Linked DNA regions of Homo sapiens: region 2 is linked to region 1. Evidence: read pairs that join two places in POLR2A ChIA-PET (ENCODE). Cell type or tissue: A673. All regions are shown on one strand. Each heading gives the region's core, and the rest is flanking DNA. Links, peaks and the distances in the headings are about the cores only. Region 1 overlaps COLGALT2 (collagen beta(1-O)galactosyltransferase 2). Region 2 holds the start of LOC124904466 (a long non-coding RNA gene).

Region 1 (11,152 bases), core at 4,887-9,886:
ATAAAATTAAATCTAACCAAATACCTGCAACACGTACACTTATGCTGCAAATATTCCACTCCTAGTGGAGTCAACAGCAATAGATTTCCTAGTTTTCAGACCTGGAACTATCTCCTCTGACATAGTTCTGACATAATTCTCTGGGCTTTTTTTCTTCTCATCACAGCCTTTTTTTGCTTCTGTTGTTCATGAAAAAAGATAGCATTTTCACTCAGGTTAGAGGGCAAATAAGTTTTTACAATTTTTATATAGATATGAATCATCAGTCTAATCACCAAGGATTTGAGACATGGATAAGTCAAAACTACAGAAGAAGTCAAATCTAAGTAAAAATAAAGGAAAAAAGCTCAAAATGCCATCTTAAATAATGTGGCAATAGCGTGAGTTGTTTCATTTTTCATGGCATTAGTGGTGGAACTTCAAATACATAGCATGTGGTGGCTAGAAAAGTCTTGAAAGATTAGCCTATGCAACCCTCATTGTACAGGTAGGAGGGCAAGGCAAGGCAAAGAATTCAAGAAAATTTGAAAATACAGTGGTACATGACATAGACAATGCAAAAGAGCAGTTAAGAAATCAGATATTACTGGTACTGGAATGCTCTGTATGGAATGTTGCTGAATACCTTTCAGCTTTTTTCTTTTTCTTTTTCTTTTTTTTTTTTGACAGAGTGTTACTCTGTCGCCCAGGCTGGAGTGCAGTGGCATGATCTCGGCTCACTGCAACCTTCATCTCCTGGGTTCAAGTGATTCTCCTGCCTCAGCCTCCCGAGTAGCTGAGATTACAGGTGCCCATCACCACACCCGGCTAATTTTTGTATTTTAGTAGAGATGGGGTTTCACCATGTTGGTCAGATTGGTCTCAAACTCTTGACCTTGGTGTTCTGCCTGCCTTGGCCTCCCAAAGTTCTGGGTTTACAGGCGTGAGCCACCACACCCAGCCTCAGCTTTTTTTTTTTTTTTTTTCTGAGCAGAGATAAAAATTAGGCTCCGTTCTCTAAACATACAAGTATCAGGCAACACAGAGACAGAGATACAGCTCAAGGGTTTGTTGGATGATTGGACCAAGCTGACCTGTTATCAAAACTGGCTTCTACATATCCAACATACTGACAATCCATGCATAGACAACTGATAGTTCTACTACTGCTGTTATTTTGATAAGATGCATGGGAAAATGAGGTCTTGGGCCTCACAAGAAGATTATCAGTAGCAAAGTCTGGCCAATGGGCTTGGAGGTTCCATGCTTTCCAGAGGGACACTTAATAATCTGCCTCTCATAGGGCAAGGAGAGTTCAGCAAATATTAGGGAGTTACTGCCCTTTCCACTTTAGACAAACACCAGCAGTTCCCCTTTAGTTCAATGGTATTCGCACAGGCGTTATGAAAGCTGTTAAGATTCAGAACCATTGTCAGAGGACTTGGCAGAATGTAACCTAATCTTTTCTGACTGAGAGACAGAAAACTGGCCCAAAAGTGGGGCTATAACCTTCAGTCACCTGCTGGCATTGCTGCCATCTGATGCCTAAGAAATGAGGATCCAGTGTGTCTTTGATGCCCGTCAAAGCTTTGAAGCTGGGTCAAGACCAGGGGACAAAGGCAGCACTGTTTATGCAAATCTGGAAACAAAAGAAGCTAATCTCCAAAGCCATCAGAAGTAACATCAGAAATTCAATACCCAGAGAGGATTAGAGGCCCTAGACCAGTATGAAATAGGAAACCTAAAAGCAAAGCTGGGCAACACACCAAAACACATACTGTAGGAAGGAATCCTGAGCTGGCCAGAGCCTGGCTAGATGTGCTCAGAAGTCTTGATATATGCAGCTCCCTTAGTCAAGAGGCAACCATCTGTGTGCCAAAGGAAGGACCTCCTGGGCAGCTGCTGCTTCTCTACCTGGTGCACACAGCTCCTTCATAAGAAGGTCTAATATATGCCATTGCAAGGCTAGCTCTCATGTTGCCACTTTCCTTGGGAGTTCAGTCATCATCAAGCACGTGCCTTCCCAAGGAGACAACACTCTTAGCAAACACCTTTCGCACAGTATAAAACAGGATAAAATACCACGAGCTTCCTAGAAAAGGATTTTTTAAAGCCATCCCCCAGAGATCTAAAGTTGGGCTGAGGGTCCAGGAAGCATCGATTATGCAGTTATGTGAACATTCTTCAGATATGGTTATCCCCATGAAGAGGAAAGTGTTAGGTCAGGAAAGGACTCAGAGAACATCTCATCTAGAGATTTTTAAGCAAGACTGCATATTACCACCCTTTGGGAAGTTTTCAAAATACGTCAATTGCCCTGGATCATCAAATGATTCCAATAAGTGGCTGCATTTGAAAAGCACAATTTTAGCACATTTCCCTTATGTTACAGGAGAAACTAAGTGACTTGCTCAAAGCAGCCTAGCATGAGCAATGCTTCCAAGACCTTTCACAGGACAACACAGATAGCGTATTTGCACACTAGGGAAAAATGAAAGACGCTGCTTTTGGCTAGAGGAAACTGTCCTGGAGACCCCACTGCCACCAGCCTCACTTCATCTCCAGGTGATTGTTATTTTCTTGGTGGGATGTGCTAAGCTGTGGTATGCAGTTCACATTTTTGAGAAGGATAAAAGATACAAAAATAAAGTGGATGCATAAACTTAAGAACTTTATTGTAGAATTTTTGCCCTGTCACCAAAAGAGCACAAGAAAATAGGGTATGGAACCATATAAGACTTAACAACTGAGTTGCAATCTTCCCCACAGGAGGCTGCTGTACATGCAGTTATAATAATGCTGCTATATCAACTTCTTAAAAAATATTTGTTGTGCAGCAGCAACAAACTCAGAACAATCCTCTGTATAGCAGAACAGAACTGTGTGAATTTCTAAAAAGCCATATTTTGAGTTCATAGCTAGTGAAGACACCAGGGTTAGGGACTTTGTAATATCATGTAATTAAGGCTGAACTGCCAGCTACTAAAAACAGGCTAATTTAGTAGACTGTTTACATTTGTCACAAATGAGGGGAGGAATTTTTAATGGTATGCCAACGGGAAAAATCTAAGAAAATTAAATACAAGAAACAAAGAAACCAAGATTAGGGTATATAAGGACTGAAGTGGCTCAAATGAATTCTACTTAGTTTAAAGAAATGCACTGGTTTGATTTCCCTGTACTCTAAGATGTTCATTAGTAGGTATTTTTTCTTCTGCAATACTAAAGGCTTAATGAACTCATTGTGTAAGATACACTGAAGAAAGAATGTGAGGGAGTGTCGTTTTATACTGAGCCCCAGTGCAAGGAGCTTCATACAGTGGGTAAAACATTTGGGGCATTGTCTTTTAAAAAATCTTTTTAAAAAAATAGTCACTATTAGATGGAGATGGAACATATGTGCTTGACTTAATAATAATAACAAAAAAACACAAATGATGCATGCCTGGCTGGGTTTCTCCTATGTAATCCTGTACATTACTACTTCTCTTAATAAGAAAACCCCTTGGTCTTTTTGATGGCTTAAGCATCTGGAATCTGAAGTTTAGAATATTCCAGAGTATGCCAACTTTCCAAACTCTGAAAATCCCATGATCTGTACTTTAAGTGCATACATAGCCTTCTAGGAGCTCATCTTCTGCAGTTCCCAAACCAAGAAGAAGTGCATCCAAATCACTTATGTACATGCTTAACACACCAATTCCTAGGACCCCGCTGTGGACCATCTGATGAATGTGACTGAAATGGGCCCCAGAAATCCATGTATCTAACAAATGCTCCAGGTATTGTGATGCAACTGGCCTCTGAACCTGTATTTGGGAAACACTAGTTGAATCCAGCAGCCTTACACTAAAGGGTTGGCAGAACAATGGTAAGGACCATGTCCACTCATGGACAATGAACTAGACCAATGGGGACAAGTCACTTTTAGGCCACCTCAATTACTAATTTCAACATGATTACCTGGATTTATCCACATAGACAATCAGTGATGGTGGAATAAATAAAAGGATGTAACATTTTAAAAATCCATTGTTTTAGAAATCCATAGTTTGTCTTGCTAAATAAAAAGCTTACAATGGAAACCAACGTACCCAATAAATTTTATTAAAATCTAACAAGATTGAGGAAAGGCAGAGAAGAGGCTTGTACTTTTCTAAAATATTTTCGTATGCTGGCTGTTTCAAGCCTTACATGCCAATTCCACAAAATCCATTTGCAACACAAGAGATGGTCTGACTGTCTGAATACTCTCCCGCCCAACCTGTTTCTAGCACAAGGAAAGCAGTGGCGTGGAAGCTGCATATAAGCTTACTGTTCAATGGTGCAGTGATGACATGAAAAATCCTGATTCCACTTGGCAGCAACTTTCCACTATCTTGGCGGGTGTAAACCATAATCATTGTGGTGTGTGGTGCTGAGACAGGATTATGGGGCTGGCTGGCAACCAAGAAACTAAAAAACAGTCTATTAGTCCAGCAAGGGACTCCGTGTCGGGAATGCTATGGCCCCAAATGTCTACAACCACACTTTTCACAACTATCCCAAGAATTTAAGTTCTACTGTTAGTCTCTAGAAAATTCTACCTTTCCCAAGACTCTAAAATGCAGCAGTTTCTCACTTAATATGGCTTTCAGGGAGAACACCAATCAATGTACCTCCACAGACTCTCCTGTCTTAGAGTTATGTCTCTCTCTTGTGAGAATGAGATACTTGCCTTCACCACTGCCCTCCCCATCTCCAAAACATATACAATCACTCTCAGAAAGAAAAGGGACTGGAAAGAAACAGTCCTACTTCCCTCTTGGCAGCAATTGTATGCACTTTGGGCTTGGCAGTCCAAATGGGGAAAGCTCTATGTAAGGAACCTCCTCTCTGCAGCCTGATGTATCCCTCAATAGGTCTTGAAGTGATTCAACCTGGAAGGTAATGAACTATTCCAATAAAGCCAATGTGTGAATGAAATCAGGTACTCATGAAAATGCTTCAGCTCAGCAGCTTGTCCCAGACTCATCTTCTACCATACTCTTGGGGGTATACAGCCCAAGATCACTATTCTAAGATCATTATTTATGTTATTATTTGTGTTTCTGAAAGACATATCTTCTAAGATGTCTTCAAACATTAATCAGAAAACACTGGAGGGAAGGAGATTATTTTGCATTATGTTTGCAGAGGAACAAAATCTTATCAGTTAAACCAACAAGTCAGGGGACAGGCCTTAGCTTGCTGAATTTGACAAACAACTAAAATAATAATTGTTGCTTCAATTAAGTGAAACACGTTACAAAGTCAGCCCTAGCAAGATGTCATGGAGCTATTATTCAAAGTCTAACTCTGAAAGGATTTCTGTATGGTGCTCCTAGAGAGGAAAAGAAACGCCCTGCAGCCAAATCTGAGGTTTAATTCATGCAAGAGACTTGGCTAATGCCACCTACCACAAATGCTGCATTTTCACGGATCTGAACTACAGAAAGTTCCAGCAAATTAATTACAGCCACTCTATTTATATTCTACCTGACTTTTCAATTATTACCTATAATGAGATTTTTATTTTTATGAACATTAATGCACAGCTTTCCTACCAGAGGAGTAGAGAGCTAAGGGAAAAGTAATACAATCCTGATCCTTTTACCACTAGGTCACTCGCTGGCAGCTTGCCAAGCCTGCTGGTTCCCCAAAGTAGTTACTGCTTGGGTCCTAGGGTTCCTTCAGCAGCCTGAGGTGGGAGCAAAGCTCACCACCCAAATGTCAACATGGGTCAGGCAAGTCAAGTCAAAGAAAGACAGCGGGGACTAACTGCAAGTGCACACAGTGTGGGTCTGATGGGGACTGGGCTGCCTGGACAAAATCCAGGGGACAGCAGCTACTCAGCTCCAACAATAGTTGCTGTGTATGAATCCAGGCCTGGCAAGGTCAGGTGCTGGTTACATGGCATGTTTTGTCTGTGAAAAGTTACCAAGTTATACATTTATGATATATGAACTTTTGGATAAATATTACACCTCATCAAAAAGTTTTTTTTATTAGGGCCAGACCTTCTAGAGGCCAGAGAGACAAGGACAAGAGAGCAGGACGGGTGTTATCAGAGAGGCCTTCAGAGTACCTGCCTGGAACAGGTGTTATATGAAGCTGGCTTTTATTGTGCCACCCAGGGCATGGCTGTAGATAGGCTGGCAGTGTTTAAAGAACATGGGATAGAGAGATGGATTTTAAAATATCACACTTATCCAGAACTGGATATGTAAAACACTCATATTTGGGTTAAAATGAAAAGGATATATGTATATGTATAGAAAGTTTCTAGAAAAATATGAAAGAAAGTGTTAATATTGGTCACTGGCAGGTGGTATAGAGTAGATGGGAGATTTACTTTTTGTGATATTCCCAATCATACTTTTTTTATTACTTTCCCATTTAAAAAAGTCAGAAGAGCAAATTCTTAAAATAACTGAAGTACTATTAAAAATCCATAAAGACCCTAAGGGATTCAAATTTTTAAAAACTAACAATTTTTGATATGCTAACAACATATCAATTAAATGCAATTAAATGAACAAGTCACTCTTTTGAAATAAAAATGTCAAAACATAGAATACATACGTTTTGTAATTCCTGATGAATAATAGCTATAATTTAAACACATATGGTAAAAGTTCTTCATGATATGGTAACTGGGGAATAGGTGTAGTGGCCATACCATAGGCTAATGATTTTCTTTCAGACTTTACTGTATGTTGTTATGCTATGTCAAGAAATATGCAGAAACAAGCCTTATTATTGTCCTACTATAGTCCTATATAAGCCTTATAATGGTCCTACTATACTGTGCCATAGACTTGGAGACGGTGCCACACAGCAATATGACCCAAGTGCACGTTTAAGTGTTGGAAAAAGAACCAAGAGACAACCAGCAGCCTTCTCAGTTACAAGGCATTCATTGTTCATTCCTATGACCACCAGAAACAGACAAGCAAAAGGAACCTAAGAAGCACATGCTTATGTATTTGGAGTCACAAAGAAACTCCCTGGCCTAATCACTTGGATAAAGGAGCTAAAAACAGATCTGAGAAAACCAAACTCTGCTTAAAATACTCCCCATGCTCCTTTAAACCAAGAAGGATATTCATTATAAAATAATCAGCATTAAAACAGCTACACAGGATTAAAAATCTAGAAATCAGTTATCTCATTCCATAATCACCATGGGAATCTCTTAACTGCCCTGTGCTTTAGATGCCTCATCATGGAACTCAATATAATAAAACCAGGGCAACTTAGGCATTCTTACTAATTCTGTAGTTAAGCTGTCATAACTGGAACAACAGGATTGGTGTCATTTATTAGTCACTTCAGTTTTTACCCAGAGGAAATATTCTGAGCTCCAATCATATTTTGAAATTGGAGGTTGCAGGGAGGATTGATAATTTCTTCAATCATTTGGAATGAAGCTGAATTTAGGGGACAACCAAATCTAAGACTACTGATTAAAAAGCCTGAAAAATGGAATCTCTATTTTACCAATATGAACTGAAAATGTAGCCAATACGTGTATGATTAGTGCCACCTTAATCATTTGCCACTAATAATACTTGAGAAATTTCTTTCTACTGTTATGTAGCTATGATCACAGCAAGTGACCTGCATATTTATGTACAACCCACATTTTAGTCATAATCTGTCCCTATGAAATATACCAAAACAGATTAGAGTTCACTAAAAAGTGCCTGAACTAAGTGATGAAATTATCAAGACAGCGGAAGAGAACCACTAAGACCCTTGCATCATTCAAGTGGAAATGACAATTCTTATTTGAAAGAAACACTAGCGTTCTTATCTTCCCAAGTTGGGTCAACCGACAGAAGCAAAAACTAGAACTAATTGGTCTTTTCACAATCTTAAGCAGACCATCTGTACTCGGTCTGCAACATTAGCTGCCTGGGTCACATCCTGGCTCCACCATGCATTAGCCTAGTGACCTCAGGCAAGTTATTTATATTCTCTGTGCCTCGGTTTCCTTCTGTGTAAAGTGATAGAGTAGAATGTAATGGCATCTCCCACCTAGGGTTGTTGTCTGGAGTAAATCAGTTTTGATACCAAAGTGTCTAGAACAGTGCCTCCATGAATGTATCCTTCCTTCCTTCCTTCCTTCCTTCCTTCCTTCCTTCCTTCCTTCCTTAGTTCTTTATTTTTCCCTTCCCTTACCTTTTCCTTTTTCTTTTCTTTTGAGACAGGGTCTCGCTGTGTTGCCCAGGAAGAAGCACAGTGGCTCAATCTCGGCTTGCTGCAACCTCCACCTCCTAGGTTCAAGCAATCCACCCACAGTCTCCCAAGTAGCTGGGACTATAGGTGCATGCCATCGTGCCTGGATGATTTTTACATTTCTTGTAGAGATGGAGTTTCACCATGTTGCCCAGGCTGGTCTTGAACTCCTTGGCTTAAGAAATCTGCCCACCTCGGCCCCCCAAAGTGCTAGGATTACAGGCATGAGCCACTGCATCCAGATAAATGTTAGTTTCCTATACTAATATTTTTTGTTGTTGTTGGAAAGAAGAAACTAAACAAATTTCCATTTGAAGATTTTTTAAAATCTTGATTTTGAAAGGTAAAGGTAAAGGAGATAGGAGAAAAAGGAAAAGATTCAAAAGAAATAGCAACTATCATTGTTAGTAGCATTTATGTAAAAGACACTGTGCATACCTTATATCATTTACTTGTAACAATAACTCTTTGAGACAGGTGTTACTATTAGTTATTTGAAGATAAGGCAGCTATGTCTTAGAGGTTTACTGATGTGCCCACAATCACACAGAAGATTTATGCTCTAGTCTATCTGACCCTAAGCTTGTATATTTCTTCCTCCAACTCTGGTTGATGCCCTCCACGCTAAACTACCAGATTGGGAAAATGAGGAAAGGAGGAAAAAGGTGAGGAAAACAGACTAACAGACAGAAGGGGCCTAAGGCATCATCTGCTTTTTCAGCCATAAACCGAAACTTCTATCTGTAGGGATAACATACAACATTTAATATCAAGAGTGTAATGATAAAATATGACATCATTCTTACCACTGGTGCTGAAAAATGTCACTGATACTAGTTTGGAACAGTTTATAAACACAAAGTATATTAGTATTTCTAGTTAAACAATTATGAAAATGCTACTGATTGGACATTAAAATGTGGAGATAAATTCAAGATAATCCCCAAACAATGCAGAAATAAAGTAGTATGCAAAATGTTAGGACCATCCCCCAGCTCATCACTGTTTATGTTTATGTCAACAGAAGCTCCTCTCTTTATTTAAAAATCCATAAAGCGGTTCCCAATTTAGTATGTTACTTTTCAAAACTCTGCCAAACAAAATGCCCAAATCTTTCTGTAATTACATAGCAGTTACTGCCTTGTGCCTGCACAGACTCTGTGAATCCCAACTGTCTTCCCACAAGCAACAGCAGGCTCTCCAAAAGAAAAACTTAATGTTTCATTTGGGGCAAATGTTTTTCCCTGCGCCATGCTTCGGTTTTCACTGTCATGGTACTTGGCCCCACTCTCCCTAATCATAGGTTTAAGGAGGATGAGGTCAGCCTTCCCTCTGTTGCTAAGGCTACTTGCTCATGGTTCCACTGAATTAAGGAGAACCCACTGAAGTACACTACCACTTGTCACAATGCCTCACAGTTCCCTTCATCTCAGCATATTCCCAATTCCCTAAAACTTAGTGCAGGTTTTAGGACACATGAAATAGATATCTTCCTTAGGTCCTTATCACAGGATTGTGATATTTGAAGGAAAACAATTAGCTTGGTGGATTTTGAGATCAGACAGGTAAATGTAAAAAGCTTTCCTTTTTGCTTATACAAAGTATCTCTAAAATATAAATTTTCCTTTGTTCAGACTAATCTGAATAAACTTGATGCTGACTGAGATAACTGCAGACATTCTTCAACAACAGTATCTTCCAGGTCAATTTGATGATACTCATTTCATCTGTATGTGCAGTGCAGATCTGGTCCAGAACTTAAAGTGAGAAAAATTATCACATAACAGGGGAGTCTGAATGTGATCAATAAGCCAGGTCTCTCACTGACCCATCTGGGACAGAAATCAGATGCTCCTCTAGCCTGTGAGTGGATGAATGAGAAGAGTGAGTCTGCACAGAGTGAGTTATTGTGGTCAGATTCAGAGGAAGCTGAATTCTGTGTGGCTCTGTATTCACTGCGGTTCTATTTTACAAAGTTCTGGGTAGCTCACAGCCATTTTTGACATCAGCATGTGCTGGCTTTGCAGAATGGATACTAATCAGTTTGGCATCTTGGAATGTTGCATAGAGCTTGGGAATGAGAAACTAGAGGCAAGCAATCGGTAGAAGCACCTCAAATCTGTAACATCCTAAACTGAGGTACCACCTCCCATCAGAGTGTTATATCTCATAAGCTTCCCAGCCAAATATTCCCCTAGGGCCAGACCAGAAGTCAGCACTTCCAAAGAGATTCTATGGTACAATACAATCTGTTTGGAGACTTGCAGTCATTAGACCTGCCACCCACTTGAACTCCCTGAGAGAAAACTCTGGTTGATGCCCTATTATCTTTTTTTTTTTTTTTGCTTGTTTTTTGCCTTGCTGATCCCTTTTTCTAGAGCCATCCTTCTTTCCCAGGTTTTAGTTGATTTTTACTCTTCCTTCAAAACTGAGTTCAAACTAAGTGTCCACTCATCAAGAAGACATCCATATCCATACAACTGCCCCAATCTGATTTATAAATCATTTGGTTCTTCCCCAAACCCTTTAAAAGCCATTCAGATCACCTTACACTGCCCAGTAAAATGAATCATATTTATCTGTAAAAAAACACACATATCTAAATACACTTTTTTTCAGCCCTGATCTGGCTGGTTCTTATTTTAAAAAATGCATTAGAAGAATATGCTTGTACAGCCTCTCTGTACCTCAGTTCTCTCACCTGTAAAGTGGTATAATAACAGTGCATATCTGATAGGGTCATTTTGAAGCTTAAACCAGAAAATGAATGTGAAGTTCTTAGAAGAACCACGAGCTCTTATTATTATGTGTGGAATTTATAAATAAATGTAATTTTGAGTAAGTCAATCACTTTAAACACATTTCTTCTTCTGGGAAATAGAGATAATTTTATTTCTTCACAGAATGGCAG
Region 2 (11,152 bases), core at 2,011-7,010, 120 kb after region 1:
GGTGTCCCACTCAGATCCCCTTTATCAGGCTGGTGTGCTCATCCTACAGGGTGGTAAGCTGACAGCTCACAGATTCTCCCTTCTCTGGAAATTATCCTTAAAGCCCTTGGGAGCTGCCTTAGCTAGGAAGTTATCCCCCCAATCACCCCTTACCTCCAACATACACACATACATACATACACACTCCACAGAAAGTCTGTGACATCATTTATGCTCCAAAGTCCTCTGGGGATCACATTTGAGAACACATTCTTGTTTCACTCTTCCCCCTTCAATTTCCTGCTTCCCCTCCTCCATTACAAGTTTTTCTTGACTAAATCAATACATCTCGTGTCCTCAAAACCCTGCCTCAGGTTCTGCTTCCAAAGAACCAACGTAACTTGCCACGGCTCCCTAATTCCAAAGACCTTGCTCTTTGTAGCTACCTAGCCTAGAATCAGACAAGCACTAAGAAAAAGACTGGAGAAAATATCCCTGACACACCTGGGACATGCTGTCTTCTAGATATGTCACTGAATAAATCAAAGGAAGTTTGTTTATTTGCAAAAGTTGGGTGGGAGTTCGGTGTATGATTCTAAAGACTTAGGTTGTGGAAAAGAACAGGAAGTGAGAGTTGAGAGTTAAAGTTGAATACAATGGTCCACTCCACTATAAGCTCCTTGGGGACAGGAGCCATGTCCATGTTGTTCTCTACTGCATCCCTGTGCTTAGCACAACAGCTGGCACGTGGTACCTCTGCAACTTGTGGAATAAGTAGGTGAAAAAAGTAGAGAAAAGCAATAGGGGGTCAGGTTTCTGTGAGTCAGGAGGTTCAACTGGGAGAAAGCTGGGGAAACAGAGTCTGTTCTCGATAGTACAGGCTGCTTTGCACTCTTCCAAGATCTTCTGTGATAGCCTCACTTCTGGAATGTTTCCAGGAATCGGCTCATGTAGGCCCTCCTCTGGAAAATGGCAGCATTTCTAATAAGCCTTTCTCCTTCTACACACGGGAAAGAATCCAGCAGCCTTGTCCTAAACCAAGAACATATCTTGCCTGTTAGAGGTCTAGTGGATCCCTAGATTAGACTTACATTATTTTTATTTATTAACAGGTTATTTAAATTTGTACAGTATAAAACCAGGTATTAGCTCATTTTACTTTAGTGTTTATATACAACTAACATATTTATGTTTTAAATACCAAAAAGTCACAAAACCGGTAAAATTGTAATTAATAACATTCATGAAAGGTGACCTAATATTGTTTTTGTAAAATGAAATCTCTACCACATGTAGTGTGGTACTGACTCTCCAAGCCCATGCGCTTTTGAAATTAGCCCGTTCATATTACCGTGTACCTGATGCAAACATCTTCTCTGATCTCTCAATTTCTCTCTATTCAAACGACTTCTAAACCTTCCTTTGTATAAAATGGACCCTGCTGTGCAAACGCATTTTTGTGTTAAGTCCACCTTTTTCATTCCTCACTAGCTTTGAAAATAAATAGCTTTACTTAGCATTAATTTATTACACATTGTGTTATACATGTAAATACATAGAGGCTTAAATCATGCAGTGCCTGGATTATAAATTGGACATTCAGATAACTTAGAATATGTAAACTTGTAAGTACATATATGTTATATTTATATGTATGGATATACAGTTGACCCTTGAACAACTTGGGTGTTACGGGCACCAACCCACATGCAGTGGAAAATCTGCCTATAACTTTTGATTCCCCCAGATCTTAACGACTAATAGACTACTGTTGACCAAAAGCCTTACTGATAACATAAACAGCCAATAAACACATATTTTGTAAGTTGTATATATTATATACTGTATTCTTACAATAAAGTAAGCTAGAGAAAAGAAGATGTTTATAAGAAAATCATAAAGAAGAGAAAATATATTTACTATTCATTGAGTAGAAGTGGATCATCATAAAGGTCTTCATCCTTGTCATCTTCTAACTGAGTAGGCTGAGGAAGAGAAGGAAAGGAGGGGTTGGTCTTGCTGTCTGAGGGGTGGTCGAGGCAGAAGAAAATATATATATAAATAAATCTGCACAGTTCAAATCCATGTGGTTCAAGGGTCAACTGTGTATGCATCTATGTAGATGAGATAATCATCAAAGTCTAGTTTTAAAATGAAAAATTACATCATTCTTTTAGAAAACTCCTGGAACCTTGAGGAACACTGCTTTAGGCATACCCTGGTCTAGAATGCCACCTGTCTATACAGTTCTCCCTCAGTATCTGAAGTGGATCAGCTCCAGGACCCCCACAGATGCCAAATTCCACAGATGCTCAAGTCCCTTACATAAAATGGCATAGTATTTGCATATAACCTACACATATCTTCTTGTATACTTCAAATAATCTCTAGATTACTTATAATCCCTAATAGAATGTAAATGCTATGCAAATAGTTGTTATACTGCATTATTTTTAGTTGTACCTTTTTCTATTGTTGTATTGCTATTTAAATGTTTTCAAATATTTTCCAATTTTCCAAGATTGGCTGAATCTGCACATGTGGAAACAGCACAGGCAAAGGCTGACAGTATGCAGCTTTATTTCTCTTTCTGTCATGCCCATGCATTCAGTCAAAAATTAAAATTATTTCTCTTTACCTCTCCACTTGCATATTCAACCATTATACATAGTTGTTCATCTATTTTAGAACAACCAGCCACATTTATTGCATGCCTATCATACCTACATCTTGATTTCACAAGAACACTGCAAAATAGTATTATTAATATTAATATGTTATGGTTTACATTTTAAAAATGAGAAATCTGGAGATCAGCGTGTTCAGGGGACTTGCCCAAGAACACGCTCATGTCAAAGGCTGGGCTTTGACTCAATTCTGTCTGATCTTAGATCCCATAATTGTGCCCTTTGCTATAGCCCCAAGGTACTGAAAGGTGCATCGCACATAGTGGGTGCTCAATAAACATTTTTTGAATGAATATGAGAACAATGAACTGTTTCCATTCCATCAGTCTGCCTGTACTCCCAGCCTGTTGGCACTGTTTCCTCTCTAGGCATGCAAAGCCTAGGGGAGTACAAACTAAGGTTTGACTCACCCTGGTATCCCACAGCATGCCTGGCCACATAGTAGGTTCTCAAATACTCATTAATTTGAATTGACTTGAACTCCTCCCAAGACCCCGCTTGGAAACTTTTTTGAAGGTTAATTTAGAATGAGAAAAGAGAACTTGAGGAAGAGAGTGTGCTAGTGATGATACAAGCCCCCAGCTAGCCTTGGTAACTGGAATGGGAAGCATTGGCCACCTCCTCCTGAGACTGGGCTCCAAGCCCTGCTTGGTAATGCAGGCAAAAGCATGTGATTCAGACAGCAGCAAAGCCACAGAACGGCACGCCAAGTTCAAAGTCATTGAAGCAAGTAGTGTAAGTGACAAAATTTAAAAGACAGAGACCTCTGTAGAAGAAGCCAGGGTACCCAGAATTGACAGCATTGAAAGCTGGGCTTAGGTGGAAATGACAAGAATCTCTGCCCTACCCCTAGCAGGAGGTCCTCGGTGAGTAGCTTATAAAATGCCCTTCTAAGTCCCTAAAGGAGCCCACTGCTGGATCAGCCAAGGCTGGGAAGGTCCTCGTGATCATGATTGAGGTTCTCACAGTCTTCCTGCCAAGGCTGCTCTTCGGGGCAGACAAAATGTACCGGGAGCTCCGCGGGTCATTTGTGTTTACATTTTTTCCCTCTTTACTGCTCTTGATGTTCACTCTTCCAAAATTATCAAGCTCTCACTCTAGCCTAGTTCAACAGAAACATTTCTCTACTTCCAGACTGTTTAGAGCTTCCTCTCCAGCCAGCAAAAGGCCCAGCCCATTACTGGTGCACAGGGGCACTGACCAGCAGCAGCTTGGCTTGTCCTGTTTGACGGGGCTTGGCCTCATTGCCCTTCTGAAGGAGGCCCAAATGCCCATGTCTATTCCATCCCCAGATGCCAGCGAAATTGCAAGGTGTTTTCAGTGACAGGGCACCTTGCAAAAGTGGGAGCATCTTTGCATACATCACCTGAAATGGGGTCAAGGAAGAAAAGATTCATGCAAGACCCATCAGGGACAGACACTGGTACCCAGTGGATATCAGCTCATAGCAATTCTGTGTGCACTTTGCAGATCAGGAAACTGAGGTTCTCCTGAGACACAGAGTTGAAAATCAGGGGGTCAGTTCCCCAAGGTCCCAGCTTCCTCATCCTTTACACTCAAATACATTGCAAGGGCATCTCTCTCACTGACCCCACCTCTCAGAAGGGAATTTGTTCTCTCCTTTTTCCTCCTCCCTCAACCACTGATTCAGGAAGAAACTAATAAACTCATGATTTGTAAAGTTTTGTTCCTCAGCTCTTCTCAGATACGCTTCAGTTGAAAACACAGTGTTCATTCATTCCAGATTTCCCAAGACACTTCCAATTTCATGCAATGTTATAATTGTAATAAATTCATTTACTTCAATTTGTGACGAAGTATAATTTCATTTCATATCATTTTAAGGTATTGCATGTACACAAATTCAGAAACTGGAAAGAATATGTTTTGTTAAATGCCATGCCCTGATTTTTGAATTGGAAAATATAAAATGTGTTCCATCTCTGCTGTGCATGCACATAGCATAACATGATCACAGGAAATTCTTCACCTTAGTTCTTCTTTGGTCTGGCTTTTTTTTTTTTTTTTTTTTGAGAGGAGGTTCTCTGTTCCAGGCATAGGGAGAACTGTTGTATATCCCTCATTGCAGGCACAGCCCCGGAATCTTCCAGCCCTTTCGCCAAACAGATTCTTCACCATGTGGTCTCAGTTTCCCTGCCCGAAAAAGTCAAGATATGTTTCTCAATCTTGTAGCAACAGCTGCTCCCACCCCAAGGATTCCCCTACTCAAACCCGAGTGAAGAATGAAGCTGGTTTCTGTTTTAGGAACCAAACAAAGTCCTGCCCCTCCTCAGGGGCCCCCCTTTGGACTGGCTCCCTTCCCTCTGTTTGGATAGCCCACTCTTTCCAAACCACTGAGTCATTTCCTCTCCGGGACTTTCTCATTAAAATCTTCCTGTTTGCTATAGTTCTGGAGCCCCTCTCTGAGTTACCGTTTCCTTCCTCATCCCCACTGAGCTGATTAATTAATAGCCCAGCACCGCCCTGCAATCTCTCCCACTGCGGCGTTCCTTCCCACTCTCATGTCGGCTGGAATCTCTACACTTCGTACACATTTGTACAAAGCCTCGGAGTTCCTAAAGCTGTGAGGGGAATGGAGGATACCACTCCTCTCCGGCAAGGTATTGCTTGAAAGATAAATTGGGAAGATGAGTGCCTAGAAACGGGCAGCAGAGAAAAAAAACCTACCAACAGCTTGTCCCAGAGCCGCCAGGCACAGCAAGTGCAGCAGTTGGGATACAGGCTCTAATTAATGCGCTAGGAGCTGCTCGACCCTGAGCAGCCCCTTCCTCTCCCAGAAGACAGCTGCGGTCTCCTCGAAGCCCCGGTTTGGAGGGTTGTGTGCACATCTGAGACCTGCTGACCCTGACAACAGGCAACAGATTGCAGCACCAAGGCAGAACTCCATGGGACAGAAAGACAGAAGACACCGGGGCTCTTTCGTTCAGTGACGGCGTGAAGAGGACTGTCACAGTCAACATGGCACCTTCATTCTTCTATTGGGCTTTTTTTTTTTTTTGGCGGGGTCGGGGAGGCAGTTCTCTGTTCCCGGCACACAGAGAACTGTTGTATCTTTCTCATTGCAGGCACAGCTCCAGAATATTCCAGCCCCTTCTCTAAATAGATTCTTGATCAAATGAAACATCCTGGGCTGAACTGAGGGCAGTGCCATTTTTGCCCAGTGGGTATTTGGTAAATGTTCATGGAAGCAAGTCAAACTGAAGTTCAAAAAGTACATGATTTGCATTCGTTGAAGTACAAAAAAAGGTACATAACAATAGAGATGGACTGCAAACTCATCCACTGACTCAACACCTTCCATTATCTATTCATGTTATCCCATTGCTTCTCATTGTGAAAAGCCCCCGGGAGATAGTTTGGGGGTGACGGGTCATTGGCTGTCCCTTAAATCCCATCATGTTGGCAATCCCCTTCCCCAGTAACGTATGAGGTTCACATGATCTCAGAGCTGCACGTATGGCTCTACAGTAATCCCCATAGCAGCACATTCCACTTGGAAAAGTTGCTTTCAAAGTGTACTTATAATTGCTAATCATCACTGTAGTCTGGCAGCTTCCATGGAAGCGTGACTGGCATGTTCTGGGGCTGGCCCCTTGCCCTCTGATTCACAGGACACCTGTCTCAGTCCTCCCCAAACCCCATCCTGCTTCCTCTGCTCTCCACCTCATTCCCACCTCTGCACAAGCCTGGATCCTGTGGCACAAGTGATCCTTCCTTCTCCTCCTAGATTTCCAAATCTCTCCATTCCCTGGGACTTACTGCAAATTGCTAAACTCTTCTCCATTTCCAAATAACTTGTTCCTCCTCGTGCTTCCCAGGGTCCTCCTTTTCATTTCCTCCCAGGGGGTACCACTCATAGCATATCCTGGTAGTGATCCAGGGGTTTTCATTCACAAAGAATACAACCTGAATGGCGACGGCTCTCCTTGTGAAAAGATGGGCACACCTGCCCCCTCCACAACAACCTGTGTCTCTCCTTCCCTCCATTACCAACTTCTTACAAGAGCAGCCTGTAGTTCCTCACCCCTCCCTGGGTAAAAGTCTTCATGCATTTCCCACTGTGAGGTCAGAGGCCTAGTGTTAATTAACCCTCATCCTGCCTACCTGTCTGCAGCGTTTGGGACCTGATCATTCCTGTTTCTGGGAACACTCTCCTCCTCTGGCTTTCCTGCTTCTTCTGTTCCCTCATGGCTCCTCCTCAGTCTCTGACCAGCTCTCCTTCCAGTCTTCTCTCTGAAATCTTGATGTTGCTAAAAGCTGTTTCCTCAGCCACCTTCTTGTTTTTCACATGCTCTTCCCTGGGCAACGTCATTTACTCCCTTGGCTTTGATTAAACTTACACACTTAAACTGATAACCTTTCTGCTTACTAAATTAAAAACCTCTTATAATTACAAAGCAGCCCATGTATAGATAAACAAAAATAAGAAAATAAAAATACACTATTCCCACCATCCAGAGCATACCACTGTTAATATCCTATTGTACATCCTTCCAAAATTTTTAGGCATGCATATATATGCAGACATATCTTTTTTTTACAAACTGAGAAAAATACCGTTTTATGAATTGTTACATACTGTTTTTATAAAACTTTCCATGTCAATATATGTCACTATATTTTACCTAATATCCAGTCTATATCTGATGATCTAAATCATTCCCGAAACGTCTTTTGTAGTTCGTTTGTCCAATCAGGAACCAATTCAGGCCTACACATTGCATGGATATTTCTTAAGCCCTTTTCCAAGCATAAACATGACATTAGGCTTGTTAAATGAATTTGGCCATTTAGCCTAAGGAACAACCCATTTTCTGGATTTGACAAGCTGCTTTCTTGTGGGTTCATTTAGCTTGTTTCTCTGACCTTCTTATTTCTTATAAACTGAAAGTCAAATGTGGCCAGGCGTGGTGGCTCTTGCCTGTAATCCCAGCACTTTAGGGAGCTGAGGCAGGAGGATCACTTGAGCCCAGGAGATCGAGACCAGCCTGGTCAATATAGTGAGACCTCATCTCTTAAACAACAAAACAAAAGAGAAAGTAAAAGGCAAAAGCATGGTGGATTCAATTTAAACCTTGTTAGCTAGATTATATCATAGGAGATATGTACTTCTTATTGTATTTTGTCATGATATATATATTTTCTGGTTCGCCCACTGTTAGAGATTCTAGTAGTGACCAGTGAATTAAGGCAAACAACAATTTTCTTCTTCCAAGAAACATTATGTTTTCCCTCCTGTGACTACAAGGTAATCTGTGTGGTGTTATCTGGGCAATGCACAAATGTTCAGTTCCCCCTCAACAATGTGCTAATGCTTTAATACCAGTTTATACTTGTTGCTGAAGTCAATACTTTTAATAAGGCATTTGTAACCACCCACTGGGTTCATTTTTCATGGTGCCCAGATAGAGCCAATTTATCAAGATAGGGGAATTGCAATAGAAAAAGAGTTAAATACACTTCAAGCTTGCTAAATGGAAGACTGCAGTTTTATTATTACTCAAATCAGCCAGCCCAAAAATTCAGAGGCTAGAGGTTTTTAAAGATATTTTGGTGAACAAGGGGCTAGGGAATGGGGAATGCTGGTTGGTTGGGTTGAGGATGAAATTATAGGGAGTTGAAGCTGTCTTCTTGCACTGAGTCAATTCCTGGGTAGAGGCCACAGGACCAGATCTGCCAGTTTACCAGTCTGGGTGGTGCCAGCTTATCCATCAGAATTCAGGGTCTGAAAAATATCTCAAGCACCAATCTTAGGTTCTACAATATTATCTATAGGATACAACATTATCTATAGGAGAGCAACTGGGGAGGTTAGGAATCTTGTGGCCTCTGGCTGCATGGCTTCTAAACCATAATTTCTAATCTTGTGATTAATTTGTTAGTCCCACAAAGGCTGTCTTGTCCCCAGGCAAGAAGGAGGTTTGTTTTGGGAAAGGGCTGTTGTCATCTTTTTAGTTTTAATAGTTCTAAACTATAAACTAAATGCCTCCCAAAGTTAGTTTTGCCTATGCCCAGGAATGAACAAGGGCAGCTTGAAGGTTAAAGGCAAGATGGAGTTGGTTAGGTCCCTTTCAATGTCATCAATTTCTCACTGTTAGAATTTTTCCAAAGGTGGTTTCAGTTTAGAGCAATTTTCAGCCAGAGTTTCTGGTTTAAGAATATTTTTATAAAAGAGCTATTTACTCAGGTATGGGCAGGGCTAAGGCAACCATCTAGGGATCATGAAGTTCCCAGGGGCTAGTGTCAGTGGGCGGCTATCGCCAGCCCTCATCTGAGGGGGCAGGAGAAAGGAATGTTCCTCCTGGTGCCTGGGGCTAGCTACAACCCTGGGACAGGAGCTGCCCAACAGAAGCTGTGGCTGTTAACAGAGGAATTCAGTTATAACCCAAATCATGACCAGGCAGGGCACTTTAATGAAGTAAAACTTTTCTGATGACTGTTTTCTGTTTCTTGCGTGAAAGACAATTGCAGGACAGGGGAGATTATACATCAGGTATTGGAGACAACTACAATATGCCCTTTTAATGTCTGTCTGTGGACCAAGTTTACTGTTTGCATTTGTAGCCATGGGAAAGAACAGGGGAAACAAGGTGGACACAACTCTCAGGGGAAAATTGGCCCCTGGTTGCCAAAGCACAGGTGGGGGTAGTGTGATGTGATGACGTTTGCAATGGATAATTTGTATTAGTTAACAGCTCTGGGTCAAAGCTGTTTTGTCTCCATGCAAGAAGTAATGAAAAAAAAAACAATGTTAGTTCCAAGGAAACATATCCTCATCCGTGAATAATTATTTGCTTTGACTCCAGGACACCTTTCATTTAAAGGTGTAAAGGCACAGAGAGGGGGAAGTGAATAATCACTAACTAACCTTTTATCACCATAGGAGAGGACATGCTCCTGGTGCTAACTATTATGAAACTTCAAAGGGAGTGATTGTCAGGTGCCCATAGTTCAGATTATTTTCCTCAGCATGGGAATAAAACACTGCTGCTTCTCACTCACTACAGGTAAAATAAATAGAACTGATAATGTGTATTATATAATTCTACCAAGCCTTGGAGCCAGAAAACACATTGGTTTCCTCTGTCTCTGGGGAAGGGTTTCTTATTACATTTTCTTCTAGTTGACAAGCAATTTGGGAGTATCCCTCAATTACATGGGATGCCCCAGTGTGGGACTGAGAAGAAGATTAGATTGTAGGCTGCTCTATTACTTACTAACTGGGTGGTCTTGAGTATGTTATTTAATCTTCCCAAACCACTGTTTACATCCATAAAACAGTGATAATCTTCATTCCCCTGGCTACAGGAGAACGAGCTTTGATGAGGCAAAGTGGATAAGAATGGGTTCTGGAGTCAGAAAGAGTTCAAAATCTAGGTTATGCTTCTTACCGATTGAGTGAAATGGGGCAAAGTCACCTAACCTCTAAGCCTTAGTTTCTCCATCTGTAAAATAAAGTAATAGAAATAGAAACAAAACAGAAACACAAGATAGAAACAATGTTGTATTATTTTAAAGATTAAATGCTAAAAAACACTTAACACAGTGCTGGCAATAAATAAGCACTCAATAGTTTGCTATTATTATCAGCTGCCCTGTGGTAGACAGAATTCTAAAACAGCCCCTATATTCCTACTCGTGATGCACATGCCCTGTATAGTTCTATTCAGTGTGAATGGAACCTGTGAATATAATGACATATTACTCTTGTGAGGAAAATTATCTTGGGTTGACTTGACCTTTCAGGTGAGTCTTTCTTCTTCTTCTTTTTTTTTTTTTTTTTTTGAGACGGAATCTCACTCTGTTTCCCAGGCTGGAGTACAGTGGTCTGCAACCTCTGCCTCTCGGGTTCAAGTGATTCTCCTGCCTCAGCCTCCTGAGTAGCTGGGATTACAGGCACCTGCCACCATGCCCGGCTAATTTTTGTATTCTTTGTAGAGATGAGGTTTCACCATGTTGGTCAGGCTGGTCTGGAACTCCTGACCTCAGATGATCCACCTGCCTCAGCCTCCCAAAGTGCTGGGATTACGGCGTAAGCCACTGCGTCCAGCCTCAGGTGAGTCTTTTAAAAGCAGAGAGCTTTCTTCACTTGGTGCTGGGAAGAAGTCAGAGAGGTGCACTCTCACTAGCCTGGAGAAAATCAAACATCCCTGCCATGGCAGCCTATGGGGACTACGTGGCATGGAATGTCAGTGGTCTCTGTGAGCCGAGCATAGTCCCCAGCAGGCAGCTAGCAGGCAAAGGGGAACTCATTCCTACAACCCCAAATAATTGAATTTTGCCAATAACCTGAATGAGCTTGGTAGAGGACCTCCAGTCTCAGATAAGAACTACAGCATAGCTGATATCTTGATTGCAGCCTTGTGAGACCCTGAGCGGAGGAGTCAGCTAACCTGTGCTCAGACTCCTGATCCACGGAACTGGAAGGTAATAAATGTCTTGTTTTAATTCACTGTAGGTGGTAA

The links. Peaks named below come from ENCODE experiments on the same cell type or tissue, not always from the same donor. Only the 100,000 strongest peaks of a DNase experiment are listed, where the experiment ranks them.
Region 2: POLR2A ChIA-PET joins it to region 1 with 19 read pairs; 2 of 35 experiments call an interaction of 5 or more read pairs at or near these places.

Annotation. Positions count from the first base shown.
Region 1 is chr1:184,023,709-184,034,860 of GRCh38, forward strand. The region is part of intron 1 of COLGALT2 (collagen beta(1-O)galactosyltransferase 2); the gene reads right to left. Among named protein-coding and RNA genes, the nearest start is that of COLGALT2, 8.4 kb to the right of the region's middle. RefSeq lists an enhancer at 1,153-1,892 and a silencer at 7,707-8,001. In A673, for the core only: no CTCF peak of the experiment used is centred there; DNase peaks (open chromatin) are centred at 7,073, 7,923 and 8,243; H3K27ac peaks cover 4,747 bases.
Region 2 is chr1:184,147,687-184,158,838 of GRCh38, forward strand. It overlaps LOC124904466 (a long non-coding RNA gene), which reads right to left and starts at 6,030. Exons shown (of 2, transcript XR_007066765.1): 1 at 5,355-6,030; 2 at 2,668-4,820. RefSeq lists an enhancer at 9,196-9,851. In A673, for the core only: no CTCF peak of the experiment used is centred there; DNase peaks (open chromatin) are centred at 3,305, 4,435 and 5,045; H3K4me3 peaks cover 1,877 bases; H3K27ac peaks cover 4,549 bases.